3 separate regions of the Homo sapiens genome follow, and regions 1 and 3 are each linked to region 2. The links are chromatin loops, found by intact Hi-C in ENCODE. Cell type or tissue: B cell. All regions are shown on one strand. Links, peaks and the distances in the headings refer to the core of each region. The heading gives the core; the rest is flanking DNA. Region 1 overlaps BEAN1 (brain expressed associated with NEDD4 1). Region 2 has its middle 11 kb from the start of CMTM2. Region 3 overlaps BEAN1 (brain expressed associated with NEDD4 1).

Region 1 (4,112 bases), core at 260-2,759, 110 kb before region 2:
GACCACGCAGGTAACAGAGGTGATTCCTGAAGACCCAGCCCACAGAGGGTGGCAGCCAAGCATCTCTGAGCAGTGTCCCTGCTAGCATCGCCAGCGGCCATCACTCTGCCTCCCTCCCACCTCTTGTCCCTCGTCGTTAAAAAACAGCACCCTATCCTGCTTCCCCACATTTCTGTTCCTCCAATGAAGGGCTAAGACTATTTAGTAATCTCTTTCTTAAGCAGAGGAGTGGCAAGGATGGCAATCTTGAATTTTATTTTCTGTAGAGATAGCATTTCTTCTGGTGCGGAGCTGAAAGGAATCCACCCAGAAGTTCTGTAGCATCCTGCGTGCAGCCTCCTGGAGCCCCAGACTCCATCTGGGGGAGGGACTTGTTTACAAGCAGTTCTGACCACCTTAGTGGTGTACTGTTTTCTAGGCAAAAAATATCTGTCTGTTGTACTGTATAGCCTTTAAAATGCAGTCCAGGAATGAGACTCTTTTAAGAAACACATCCTGCTTCTGCAATTCCAGAGAGTGCTGGGGGAAAAAAAGGGATAAAAATTCCTACCTACTCATCAGTGTTTGAAAGATGGAGCTGAATAGCTTTTCTTGTTCCTGGACTAGGCAATGAATAAGCAACAATGTATCTTTTCTGTGTTCAAAATAAATACATAATATCAATAAAATGTAGCAAGAAGTAACACTTTCAGAGAGTGCATAAGGTTCCTTTTTTTCTTTTCTTTTTTTCTTCAGACAGGGTCTCACTCAGTCGCCTACGCTGGAGTGCAATGGTATGAACATAGCTCACTGTAGCCTTGAACTCCTGGGCTCAAGTGATCCTCCCACCTCAGCCTCCTAAGCAGCTGGGACTACAGGCATGCACCACCATACCCAGCTAATTTTTGATTTTGAATTTTTGTAAACACAGGGTCTCACTATGTTGCCCAGGCTAGTTGAAACTCCTGGTCTCAAGCGATCCTCTCACCTCAGCCTCCCGAGTAGGGTTTATACCTTCTGAAACTTGTAAGAAAAGGAAACACTAAATAGCAACAAAATGAAAATACACCTCCGGCTAGCAATCTCTACCCATTCATTACCTCTCAAGATTAAGCACCATTGAAGCCTTGTCATTTTCCTGTTGATGTGGATATTTGGATAGTCAGTGCCTTACAGGAGTTGCTTTTTTTTTTTTAACCTCACTGAAACTTGGCATCATTTCTCTGAGACATGGCTGGTGTAACGTCATGAGGATGGGCCATCAACTTCAGGACCTGACTCTAGGAACTTCAGAGACTACACGTTTTACTCTAACAGGAGTTGGCTTGTAGCACCCTGATGGCTTGTACCACCAGGAAAGAGAGGAAAGTGGCAATGAAACTGAAATGAGCTGTTGTCTCACCCTCTGCAGGAATTCCCCTCTTCCTTTCCATGCCCTCCACAACACCATGGCTTGGGCTATTGATCTCTTAGCGGACAGAGCCTGGGCCCCTTCCTCTGTCACATTTCCCTCCCACCAGAACTCCAATAGAGCCCACTAACATAGTCCTAGATGCCCCCAAGTGCCTTGAAAGTGGGGTGCAATCCAAAATTCGAATAGTCCATTAATATAGTCTTAGACCCCAAGTGCCTTGAAAGTGGGGTGCAATCCTGAAGGAGGGTGCAGCGGGGGGAAAGACCACGAGATAGGCTCATCCTTCTGGTTCTCCAGCCCACGTCCCTGCTGGACAGGCCAAGGCTGGCTCTGCTGCGCCTATCACCCCCACCCTGAGCCCACACTGCCACCTGCCGGCTCGCTGCTGCCACTGCTCAAAGTGAACAAGTCAGGCCCTGAAGAATGAGGAAGCCCCTCCTCTCACCTTGAAACACAATACCCACCAGCACTCATAATTGCAGACAAAACCCGTCATTTTAACCCTGGGCTTTTCTTCCACCCTTGAGATGTTCTATGAGGTTGAACCCATTCAAGTATTCCATTTTTGGGGCTCACCCCCGCCCCGCCAGCATCACTCTCTGGACAAAGCCTGACACTTATGTCCCCCTCTCTGTAAGCAAAATAATCATTTTGCATGCCCTCTGTTCTGAACATCACTAGGCATGGCTCTGGTGCCACCTCAGTGCTCTGGGGCTCCACCTCCTGGGAATGAATGCAGAAACTTCCACAGTGATGGTGTCCAGCCATGTGCTGCCCCCAACCGAAACCACCCCACACCGACACCCAGCTCCCACCACAAAGACTTAGGATCCCACAGGCCTTTGGGACTGTCACGCTCTTGGCTTTTCCTGCTCCTCCATCCACGACATGCCCTATGCTGTGGTGTGTCACATATGGCACCACATTCAAGGTCCTTTGCACATTCCTAAGGAGATGCCGCCTGTCTGTGCCAGGGGCCAAGGAGAACACCCCAGGTACCTGGGCTCATCAGAGGCCCAAGGAGATGGAAGGTGAAGCTGCATCACAGGACGATGGAGACAGGGGCCCCAGGGCCAGACCCTGGGATGAGGATGTGGGTGAGAGTTTGGTTAGGGAAGTGTTCCCAGGAGTACCAGATGGAGTGAGGCAGGAAACAAGAAAGGCAAGGAAGCCAGTGAGGGGGTCACCAAGCAGGTCACCACTGCAGGCCACTGAGCGCAGTCCCACTGGTGACTCTGAGACACAGAGTAGAACGCACCTCAAAGTGACGCCCGCCCTCAGGTGGGAGAGACGGGTTGTTTGTACCCTGATGCTCAGCAGACATTTTTGGAGGCTGCCCTTTGGAGAATGTTCATTCCTGCCCCTTGTGGAGGCCAAATGGGCTCCTCTGGCCAGAAAAAAGTCTTCAGGGGAGTCACCGTGCTGGCGATGACGCCATCGTGATAGTCCACAAGAGCCATCATTGGGTCCCCGTGTATGGGTGTGGTGAGGTCCCAGGTCTCTGCAAAGGGCTCCAGCAGCTGCTGCCACACACAAGCAACAGGCATCGCCCAGAAGAGGGCGGAAGGAGGGTTGATACAGAGTAAGGCTGTTCACAGCCACCACGAGGAACATCCATTGTCACACTGGCCAAGCCCACATGCACATACACACACTGGGGCCCCTCCCAAGTTCCTAGAGATACCCCTGGCACACACTCACATGTAGCATCCCTCAGCTCCACCTCCTGTGGTTTCGTGGACATTTGCTCAGACAGCTTTGGTGCACACACACTAGTGCCCTTCTCACTTAGAGCTTGTGCACGTACACACTTGGTGTTGCATACTCCAGTGCCACTGACACTCCCACTCAGCTGTTCCTATCCATGCCCACCTGCATGTCCAGGCTCTTGGCATGAGCGGTGGAGAGACAGTAAGCTTCATCGTCTGAGGAAGTGAATCTTCTGTCCTGGTCTCTGCTTTGCTTCACCCCACATTGCACGTCCTCGGGGCCAGAGGAACTCTCTGGAGCCCAGGACTGGTTGCCTAGATCAGGCCGGGTATCTCTGGGCTTGGGGGCTGGGCAGATCTTTACCCCCAGGGTGGCAGCCCAGTTGTGCCAGCCCAACATGTCTCCAAGAAATCCAAGGTTGCAGGTCCTCAGGCCCTGCCGTCCCCACCTCAGCCATGCCACCACTGACCATCTCACCAGCATGACTCCTGGGGGCCTGGGGCTGCCTGTCTCTCTTCCACTGCCAGTGGCTGCCTGGTCCACAGCCCACCCCAAGGCTGGCACCATCTGAACTGTGTGGTGGAGTAGAAGAGCATCCCTTGAAAAGGACCCTCCACTCCCTGCCACTCTGAGCCTCATTATCCAACTGCAAGAGTCAGAAACCCAACTTGAATCTTCATGAGCAAGGAAGAATACTTACTGAATTGTCCAAGTCAGGCATGGCTGGATCCAGAAAGTCCGGGAATATGGGCAGGTATGTCATCTCTCTCTGGATTCTGCTGTCCACCACAGTGCCTTCATTCTCCCATCAGAACAAAAGTATGGAAGCCCCAAGTCTACTTTGGTTGGTTCATAATCCAAAACAAAGAGATCCTCTCTCTCCCAGAGAGCAAATACCAAGTCTCAGAGAAAACTGGCCCAGACATGTCCTCATCCCTGACTCTCTGAATGGCTGGGATTAGGGTCTCTGTTGTTTGTTTGTTTGTTTGTTGTTTGTTTTTGAGTCAAA
Region 2 (4,112 bases), core at 2-2,501:
GAAGTGCTCCCAGGCTACTGGGCACCAAGGGCCTGGGGGACCAGAAGTGTAGGTGTTGCCGGCTAGTGGCCCCAACCAACTGGCAGGGGGCAGGGGGCCAGGGCATGGGGGGCAGAGGAAGACAAGAAACCAGAAAACAAAAGGATCATTTTGTTCACACTGATTATTTTAATTTTACTTTTTTAAAAAAGCATCCAAGCAATTGTTATGAGAAAAATAAGTTTGTTGGCCTTCCTTGCAGTTTAGTTTTTAGGTTGGTTTTGTTTTGTTTTGTTTTGTTTTGTTTTTGTTTTTTGGTGAGACAGAGTTTCACTCTTGTTACCCAGGCTGGAGTGCAACGGTGTGATCTCGGCTCACTGCAACCTCTACCTCCCAGGTTCAAGCAATTCTCCTGCCTCAGCCTCCTTGAGTAGCTGGTATTACAGGCATCTGCCACCACACCTGGCTAATTTTCTGTATCTCTCATACAGATAGGGTTTTACCATGTTGGCCAGGCTGGTCTCGAACTCCTGACCTCAGGTGATCCACCCGCCTCAGCCTCCCAGGGTGCCAGGATTACAGGCGTGAGCCACCATGCCTGGCCTGCAATTTAGTATTGATCCTCACTGAGGTTCACTCCGGTCGAAGTGAGGAGGGCAGGGGGTGTCAACTTCTCAGGGCTCAGGGCCTCCAAGGGCCTGAGTCAGGCTGGCATATGGGCTGAGCAGGGTGGGCACAGGAGGAGTCTAGGGGCTGTTTCCCTCTGGGACCTGGAGTGTCTCCCTCCACTGACAACCTGAGCATAAGGCCTGGAGTCCCCACATGTAGGCCTTGCAGATCTTTCCACCAGAGAAGGCTCTGCTCTCACTGGACAGTCCAGCCATCCTGGCAGGGGAAGGGTTGTCTCCATGAGAGGAAAGCCAGGCCCCAAACTGACCCATGAGGAGCTTGGAAGGGGGTCTGTAGGAGGAAGCATGGAGCCCCGAGCCCAGCCTGGGAGACAAGCTGGGAGGGTTCACTGAGCCTTGGGGACATGATCATGACTTGGGCCAAGGCGATCACTGAAGGCTGTGAGAAGGCCATGTGCTTAGCTGCTGCCGCAAAGGTGTGCCGGAGGAAGGAGGCCCCTGCAGGTCCTTCAGGTGGGGAGACGGGCAGCTGGTGGCCTCTAGGGGTGAAGCCTTGGAACTTGGGGTGGCCCCAGGCTCCTCTACACTTCAAGTCCACTGTCCCCTCTGTAGCCTCACAGCATCCCCTGCAGGCCAGGCAGTGTGAGGCACACCTACCTCTAGCTTTGTAGAGAAAAACTCAAAAATGCACGCTAACCTGCCACATGACCCAGAATTCTTCTCCTGTATATTTAGCCAAGATTAATGGTATACTAGAATGTTCATAACAGCCAAAAACTAGAAAGAGCCACATGTTCAAAAGGAGGTAAATGTGCTACATTCAGAAAACGGAATGCACTACTCAGCAGTAAAAAAAAAAAAAAAAAAAAAAAAAAAAAAAAACTATGAATACAACAACAAGGAAGGATTTCACATAATAGAAACATACCATATGATTCCATTTCTAAGCAGTTCAAGAATAGGCAAAAATACAGTGAAAGAAAACAGTGGTTGCTTGGGGATTGATTATGTAACCCAAAAAGTATCAGACACAGGCCACAATTGATTTAGAAGTTTATTTTGGCCAGGTCCAGTGGCTCATGCCTGTAATCTCAGCACTTTGGGAGGCCGAGGTGGGCAGATCGCTTGGGCCCAGGAGTTTGAGACCAGCCTGTACAACATGGCGAAACCCCGTCTCTACTAAAAATACAAAAATTCACCGGGCGTGGTGGCACGCACCTGTAGTCCCAGCTACTCTGGGGGCTGAGGCAGAAGAATCGCTTGAACCCTGGAGGTGGAGGTTGCAGTGAGCTGAGATCGCGCCACTTGCACTCCAGCCTGGGCGACAGAGCAAGACTCTGTCTCAAAAAAAAAAAAAAAAAAAAAAGTGCCACAGTTAAGGACAATGCCTCAGAAACAGGTCTGTGCCTTTCTCCAAATCATCCAAATGTGATTTTGAGGGCTTCAACATTTAAAGGGAAAAGCGGGCTGAAAGGGAAAGAGAAAGTGTGTAGTCACGTTACTGAAACCACAAGTTGCAAGAGAAAAGGAGCAGGTAGGGGAACAGCGAGTGATGCCTTCTTCTGGCGCTCAGTAAATTGGCATTTGACATAAGATGAACATAGAGCAGCTACCTGTGGGGATATTTCACTTTTCGTCTGTAGCTCTCCGCTTAGGGACAAAAGGAAAGGCGGCTTCTTGCATGACTCAGCTCTCAGCTTAATTTTTTTCTTTTGGCACAGTGAATCGGGGTCCTGAGTATTTTATTTTCCTTTCACATTTCCAAAGAGACATAAGTGAGCTTTTGTGGGTACCAGAACTTTCATCTATTCATTGGAGGAGCTGGTCACACAGGTGTACACATTTGTCAAAACATTCAATAGTATACTTAAGATCTGTGCATTTCATTGTATATAAGTTTTACCTAACAAAGGAAGCTAAATATGACTTATGCTCAGAATCCTGTGGAAAAGTGTGAACTTTCCTAAACGAATTTGGTCACTCCTCTCAACTCCTGGGGTAATACTTGTGAGCAGGCAGGGTTTCTGCGAATCCCAGGATATAATGAGCCTGAAGTGGGGGCTGGGCTGGGGCTGAGCGAGACTTCAGGTGTCATGCTAAGAAGAGGACCCCAGGACAGCGACATGGGCTGTAGGAAGATGCCCCTTCAGAACAGAACTACATCAGGTAAGTACTTGTCTGGAGCGGGGAATGGCCTGGGTGTGGGGCATGTCACTTACACATCTGGTTGAAATGCAGATTCAGCAAAAAGCCTAATTAATTAATACACACAGAATAAAAATGGATGCTGTGTCCCTCAAACAAAAGAGACTCAAAAAGGGCAACCAGCAAACAAGAGTTCTTGGGGTAGGAGTGTGGGAAACTACAACAAAGATTTTGAATTTTTGTTGTTGCTGTTGTTGTTGTTGAGACAGAGTCTCATTCTGTCGCCCAGGCTGGAGTGCAGTGGCGCGATCTCGGCTTGCTGCAACCTCCACCTCCCCGGTTCAAGCGACTGTCCTGCCTCAGCCTCCCAAGTACCTGGGATTACAGGTGCCTGCCACCATGCCTGTCTAATTTTTTTAGTATTTTTAGTAGAAACGGGGTTTCACCATGTTGTCCAGGCTGCTTTCGAACTCCTGACCTCAAGCGATCCACTCGCCTCAACCTCCCAGAATGCTGGGATTACAGCGTGAGCCACTGCATCCAGCCAAGATTTTAAAATTTAACAGAGGGGTTGAATAATAGAATAGACATAATTTAAGATGGCAATTCATGATTTGAAAAATAAAGGAAATCTAGAAAATCAAACAAAAAGGCAGACTTTCTTTTTTGGAAAAAAGACACAGAGGACAAATCTAGGAGGATTTATCCAACAACCATCTCAAAGGAGTCACAGAAGGTGAGAAAATCTTAAACAGAAAAAAATTTTCAGTTAAAACTAAAATCTTATAGAAAGGACCCACCAAGGCCAGGTGTGGTGGCTCACGCCTATAATCCCAGCACTTTGGGAAGCCGAGGCAGGTGGATCCCTTGAGCTCAGGAGTTAGAGATCAGCCTGGCCAACATGGCAAAACCCTGTCTCTACAAAAAACAAAAAAATTAGCCGGGCATACTGGTGTGTGCCTGTAGTCCCAGCTATTCCAGAGGTTGAAGTGGGAAAATCAATCACTTGAGGCTGAGAGGTCGAGGCTGCAGTGAACCAAGATTGCACCACTGCACCCTAGCCTGGGTGACAAAGCAAGACCCTGTTTCAAAAAAAAAAAAAAGAAGAAGAAAGGGAGAGAGAGAAAGAAAAAAAGAAAGAGAGGGAGAAGGAAGGAAGGAAGGAAGGAAGGGGAGGGGAAGGGAAGGGAAGGGAAGGAAGGAGGGAGGGAGGGAGGAAGGAAGGGAGAAAAGGGAAGGGAAGGTAAAGGGAGGGGAGGGGAGGGGAGGGGAGGGAGAGGGCCCACCAAGTGTTGAGCAGGTTTACTGGGAAAGCATCCTCACCTGCCTACACATTTCTCGGTGAAGTATCAGAATTCT
Region 3 (4,112 bases), core at 539-3,038, 110 kb before region 2:
TTAAATGTGTTTTTTAGCTGCAGGACTTTTCAGAGCCTTTGATGTCCTGGTGCATGGTAAAAAATGCAGAGGAGAATGCAGTGTGGGGAGCTGCCAGACTCATCATAGAAGCCCCTTTTTTTCCCCAAGATACCTAAAGGGCAGTGAGTGTGGGAGGGCTGATCCCAGAGTTCTCTGAAGCCCTCATTCCTTGCTACTCTCCACCGCATTTTCCATGCCCAGCCCAACTCCACAGCTCAAAGCTCCCTGTTCACACCACACTCTTCTTTCTTATCTCCCTCCTTGGAAAGCTATTCAGTTCCCTCCTCCCGGCCTTCCCCTCTTCCCCTGGTTAAATCCTAGACAAGACTCAGCTGTAGCAGCCCCTCCTCCAGGAAGCCCTCCCTGACTTCCAGACTGGTCAGGCCTGCCTTTACTCCCACAGTCCCAGTAGGACCTCTACCAAAGCTCATGACACACTGCCTAGTGCCAGGTTATCCCCAAAGCAGGCTGCCACCACCTTGGGAGCTGGCCAGGACAGGGCCAGCTCTGCTTCCTCTCTGTATCCCCATGCCCAACACGACAATGGCACCCACATTCTGGAGCTGTCACTGATGGATGAAGGCAGCTGTGCTTGGTGAGGAGAGGAGTGGTCAGGTGGGGAATCAGAGCCTCCATGGCCCCAGGTAGACCTACAGACCCATAAGGACCATCCCTGGATCCTGGTCTGAGGCCCAGGCCGGTGGTCTGTTCCCTGCAGTGTCGGACGAGCACACATACAGCCGCTCAAGCCGCAGGATGCGCTATGCCTGCAGCTCCTCAGAGGACTGGCCCCCACCCTTGGACATCAGCTCTGACGGGGACGTGGATGCCACGGTGCTCAGGGAGCTGTACCCAGATTCTCCACCAGGGTAAGGAGGCCTCATGGGGAAGGGGGCATCAGAGGATGGGGCCCTGGACACAAAGACCCCCCAACTCCATCATGGGAAAGAGTGGCACCTCTGCATGTCGTATAAATGCAGAAAACATCTGCTCAGTGGGCATGGCCACCTCCTCCCCACTCCTGACCAAGTAGGTCCCACTGAGGCAGTGTGACTTAGCAGATATCACCTGGAAGTGCTAGGAAAGGAAGAGACAAGCCCACCTCCTCAGGCTGTTGAGTAGGCATGCCGGGAATGCCCCTGCAGTTTCAGGGGAGGTTCCGTGGCAGCTGTTCTGAATTCCCTGGGGATCTGCTCCTCCGGGTGTCTCCCTCAGGGTGGGAGGGAAGGCCAGAGGAGTATCTGGCTATTTCCGTGGCTGTGGGATCAACTTCCCCCTAGGGAAAAAAAACTGTATTGTGTTTCTATAAATAACACCAGGGACTGGGGGGTAAAGAGGGGACAAGCCCATATGCTGACATCTGATGGCCCCAGGTGCACTCGCTCTGGAAATTGTTTCTTGTATGATCATGAGCAAGTTACTTAATCCCGCTGTGCCTGCTTCTCCATTGTGGAAATGTCCATGTAATAATACCTGCCCCAGCCGGGCGTGGGGGCTCACGCCTGTAATCCCAGCACTTTGGGAGGCTGAGGTGGGGGATCACGAGGTCAGGAGATCGAGACCATCCTGGCTAACACGGTGAAACCCCATCTCTACTAAAAATACAAAAAATTCGCCGGGCGTGGTGGCGGGCGCCTGTAGTCCCAGCTACTTGGGAGGCTGAGGCAGGAGAATCGCTTGAACCCGGGAGGCGGAGGTTGTAGTGAGCTGAGATCGCACCACTGCACTCCAGCCTTAGCGACAGAGTGAGACTTCGTCTCAAAAAAATAATAATAAAATAATAATAATAATATCTGCCCCACAGGATACTCATGAAAATGACACAGAAGTGCCAGTAAAATGCTCAGCAAGGCACTGGCTCTTCCCACCAGTGGTGTCGTTACTATTTCGAGGCCACAGGTGATAACTATCATGCTGAGGAGGACGAGGGGAGGGGATCAGGGAGGATGGGCTGACACAGGAAATCGGCCTTTGTCAAGGGTGTGTGGTGCTTGGGTTGGGAGGAACTGGGACCTTCAGAGATACAGAGGAGGGTGTGACCAGCAGAGGGCACAGATGAGCAAAGGCCCAGAGGCAGGCGAGCACGCGTGTGCCACGCTACAGAGGGCACAGTGGGGTTTGACCTCCTCTCCCCTTCCCCTGCCCTGGCTTTCCAGTCATACCCACCTGGGTTTGAGCCCATCCTGGACGCCGCCCAGGTTGATGCTCTCAGGCATGTCACTGTGGCTCTCAGGGGCTCCATTTCTTTGTTTATGAAATAAGGACAAATAACCCTGCTTCCTGGGTTTTCCTGGGAAGGAAGATACTGTGGGTATCTGGGGATGTGGCTCAGGGTTAGACCTGAGCCCTTGGTTCCTGAGGCCATAGCCTGAGGACACAGGCACCTCCCCCATCCCCAGCTGCCTCTGCCCGGTGCAGCTCATCTAAAGGACAGGAACAGGTGGGGCTGCTTCTGATGGAGGTGGAGGTGCACAGATGCCCTGGGGGTGCCTGGGAGCCAACTTCTCCCTGAGTCAGAGCAGAGGGTTGGGTTGGCCTCAGGCACGAGGGGATGCCCCAGCTGCAGGCCTCCATTGTGGTCAGGCACCCCCAAGGCTGGTTGGGTCCAGTGCCTGGACAGGGCTGGGTAGGCATGAGGCAGGGGTGGAGAGGGGTGGGGAAGGTGGGGGCACGACTACGAAGACAGAGGTGATTCCCCCTCCAAACACACACACACACATACATGCACACACGAACACATACACGCACACACCTTCCGAGACCTCCCAGGCAACAAGGGTCTGGCTGAGCCTGGGGTCTCTGTGGCCTCACCTGTAGCCACTGAGGCAGAGACTGGCCTTAGGGATCAAGACGGGTTCCTCTCAGAGAAGTGGGGGGTCATGGAGCCAGAAGGAGGGAGTTATGCCCTCAGCTCCTGAGGACCCCAGAGACAGTGGCAGTGGGAAGAGAAAGGACAGGTGGAGCTTGTGGCCAGGAGGGCCCTGTGCCTGTGATCATGCCCACAGGAGTGGCTGTGTCCAAACTGCCCTCAGGGCCCTCAAGCAGCCCCCTCCCCATGGGGAGCTCTTCTCTGGAGGGCTTTTGTTCCTCTCCTGCCAGCCCCCCTCAGGCAGATCACCCATCAGTACTCGAAGAGGGAAAGGGGTCAGGGCCTCCACCATTCCCTGCTAGGAGACCCCTCCAGCCCTGGATGAATGGCCCGTGTCCTCCTCCTTGGCCTTCCACCTTCACCCCTGCCCCAGGGGCTCGAGCAGGGGTGGTGCTGCCAGTCCTTTCGGGGCAATGGGTGCTCTTTTGCTCTGCATCTGTGGGTTCAGAGGGGCCCAGGGGACTCTTTCCTAAACTGAGAAGGGGAACTTTGGAGTGGCTGGAGACCAGGGTGTCTGGTAGCCTGAGGTTGGTCCTACCCAGCCTCTGCACACCCAGTGCGCTGCGGGGAGATGCTCCCTAGACAGTGGCCACTGCTGTTTCGAGGCACCGCAGACCCAGGCAGCTCAGTGTTCATGCGTTGAGCTCACACCGCATATGAGGGCTGAGTCAGGTCCCAAATCCAGGTCCCAGGGTTCTGAGGTCCCCCTCTGGAGATGGAGGGAAGTAGCAGGGTTTCATTGGAGCCAGCGTGGACAAGGCCCACCCTGGTCCACAGCCAGGACAGCTTGTCACTGCAGATAGACCCCCAGGCCTTTGGGAGAGACCCAGCCCTAAGGCCTAGGTGGGGCACTGAGGGAGCCTCTTCTCTCGTAGCTACGAGGAGTGTGTGGGGCCAGGGGCCACTCAGCTGTATGTCCCCACGGACGCACCACCACCCTACTCGCTGACTGATTCCTGCCCCACGCTGGATGGCACCTCCGACTCAGGCAGCGGCCACAGCCCTGGCCGACACCAGCAGGAGCAGAGGACCCCGGCCCAAGGTGGCCTTCACACGGTCTCCATGGACACCCTTCCCCCCTACGAGGCTGTGTGCGGGGCTGGCCCCCCATCAGGCCTGCTGCCACTGCCGGGCCCAGACCCAGGGCCAAGGGGCTCCCAGGGCTCACCCACCCCAACCCGGGCCCCAGCCTCTGGCCCAGAGAGGATTGTGTGAGGGACCC

Evidence for each region. A loop is a pair of places that touch in the nucleus more often than their neighbours do. Peaks named below come from ENCODE experiments on the same cell type or tissue, not always from the same donor. Only the 100,000 strongest peaks of a DNase experiment are listed, where the experiment ranks them.
Region 1: a loop joins it to region 2, with 8 times the contacts of the local background. A loop is called at or near these places in 28 of 110 quality-filtered maps.
Region 3: it touches region 2 in a loop (33-fold over the local background); 28 of 110 quality-filtered maps call a loop at or near these places.

Annotation. Positions count from the first base shown.
Region 1 is chr16:66,482,143-66,486,254 of GRCh38, forward strand. It overlaps BEAN1 (brain expressed associated with NEDD4 1), which reads left to right. Exons shown (of 5, transcript NM_001178020.3): 5 at 1-691. It overlaps LOC124903698, which reads right to left. Exons shown (of 5, transcript XM_047435016.1): 1 at 1-4,112. The coding sequence starts at 3,007. The coding sequence ends at 2,402. Among named protein-coding and RNA genes, the nearest start is that of BEAN1-AS1, 7.8 kb to the left of the region's middle. RefSeq lists an enhancer at 2,015-2,995 and a silencer at 2,808-2,877. In B cell, for the core only: CTCF peaks have their summits at 1,768 (motif pointing left) and 1,972; a DNase peak (open chromatin) is centred at 1,769.
Region 2 is chr16:66,588,372-66,592,483 of GRCh38, forward strand. No RefSeq gene overlaps it. Among named protein-coding and RNA genes, the nearest start is that of CMTM2, 11 kb to the left of the region's middle. In B cell, for the core only: CTCF peaks have their summits at 1,247 (motif pointing left) and 1,449; DNase peaks (open chromatin) are centred at 1,210 and 2,110; H3K4me3 peaks cover 722 bases; H3K27me3 peaks cover 162 bases.
Region 3 is chr16:66,476,821-66,480,932 of GRCh38, forward strand. It overlaps BEAN1 (brain expressed associated with NEDD4 1), which reads left to right. Exons shown (of 5, transcript NM_001178020.3): 4 at 740-890; 5 at 3,766-4,112. The coding sequence ends at 4,105. It overlaps LOC124903698, which reads right to left. Exons shown (of 5, transcript XM_047435016.1): 2 at 2,188-3,599; 3 at 1,124-1,297. Among named protein-coding and RNA genes, the nearest start is that of BEAN1-AS1, 2.5 kb to the left of the region's middle. RefSeq lists enhancers at 258-799, 1,340-1,880, 2,962-3,501. In B cell, for the core only: CTCF peaks have their summits at 2,044 (motif pointing right) and 2,244; a DNase peak (open chromatin) is centred at 2,061; H3K27me3 peaks cover 592 bases.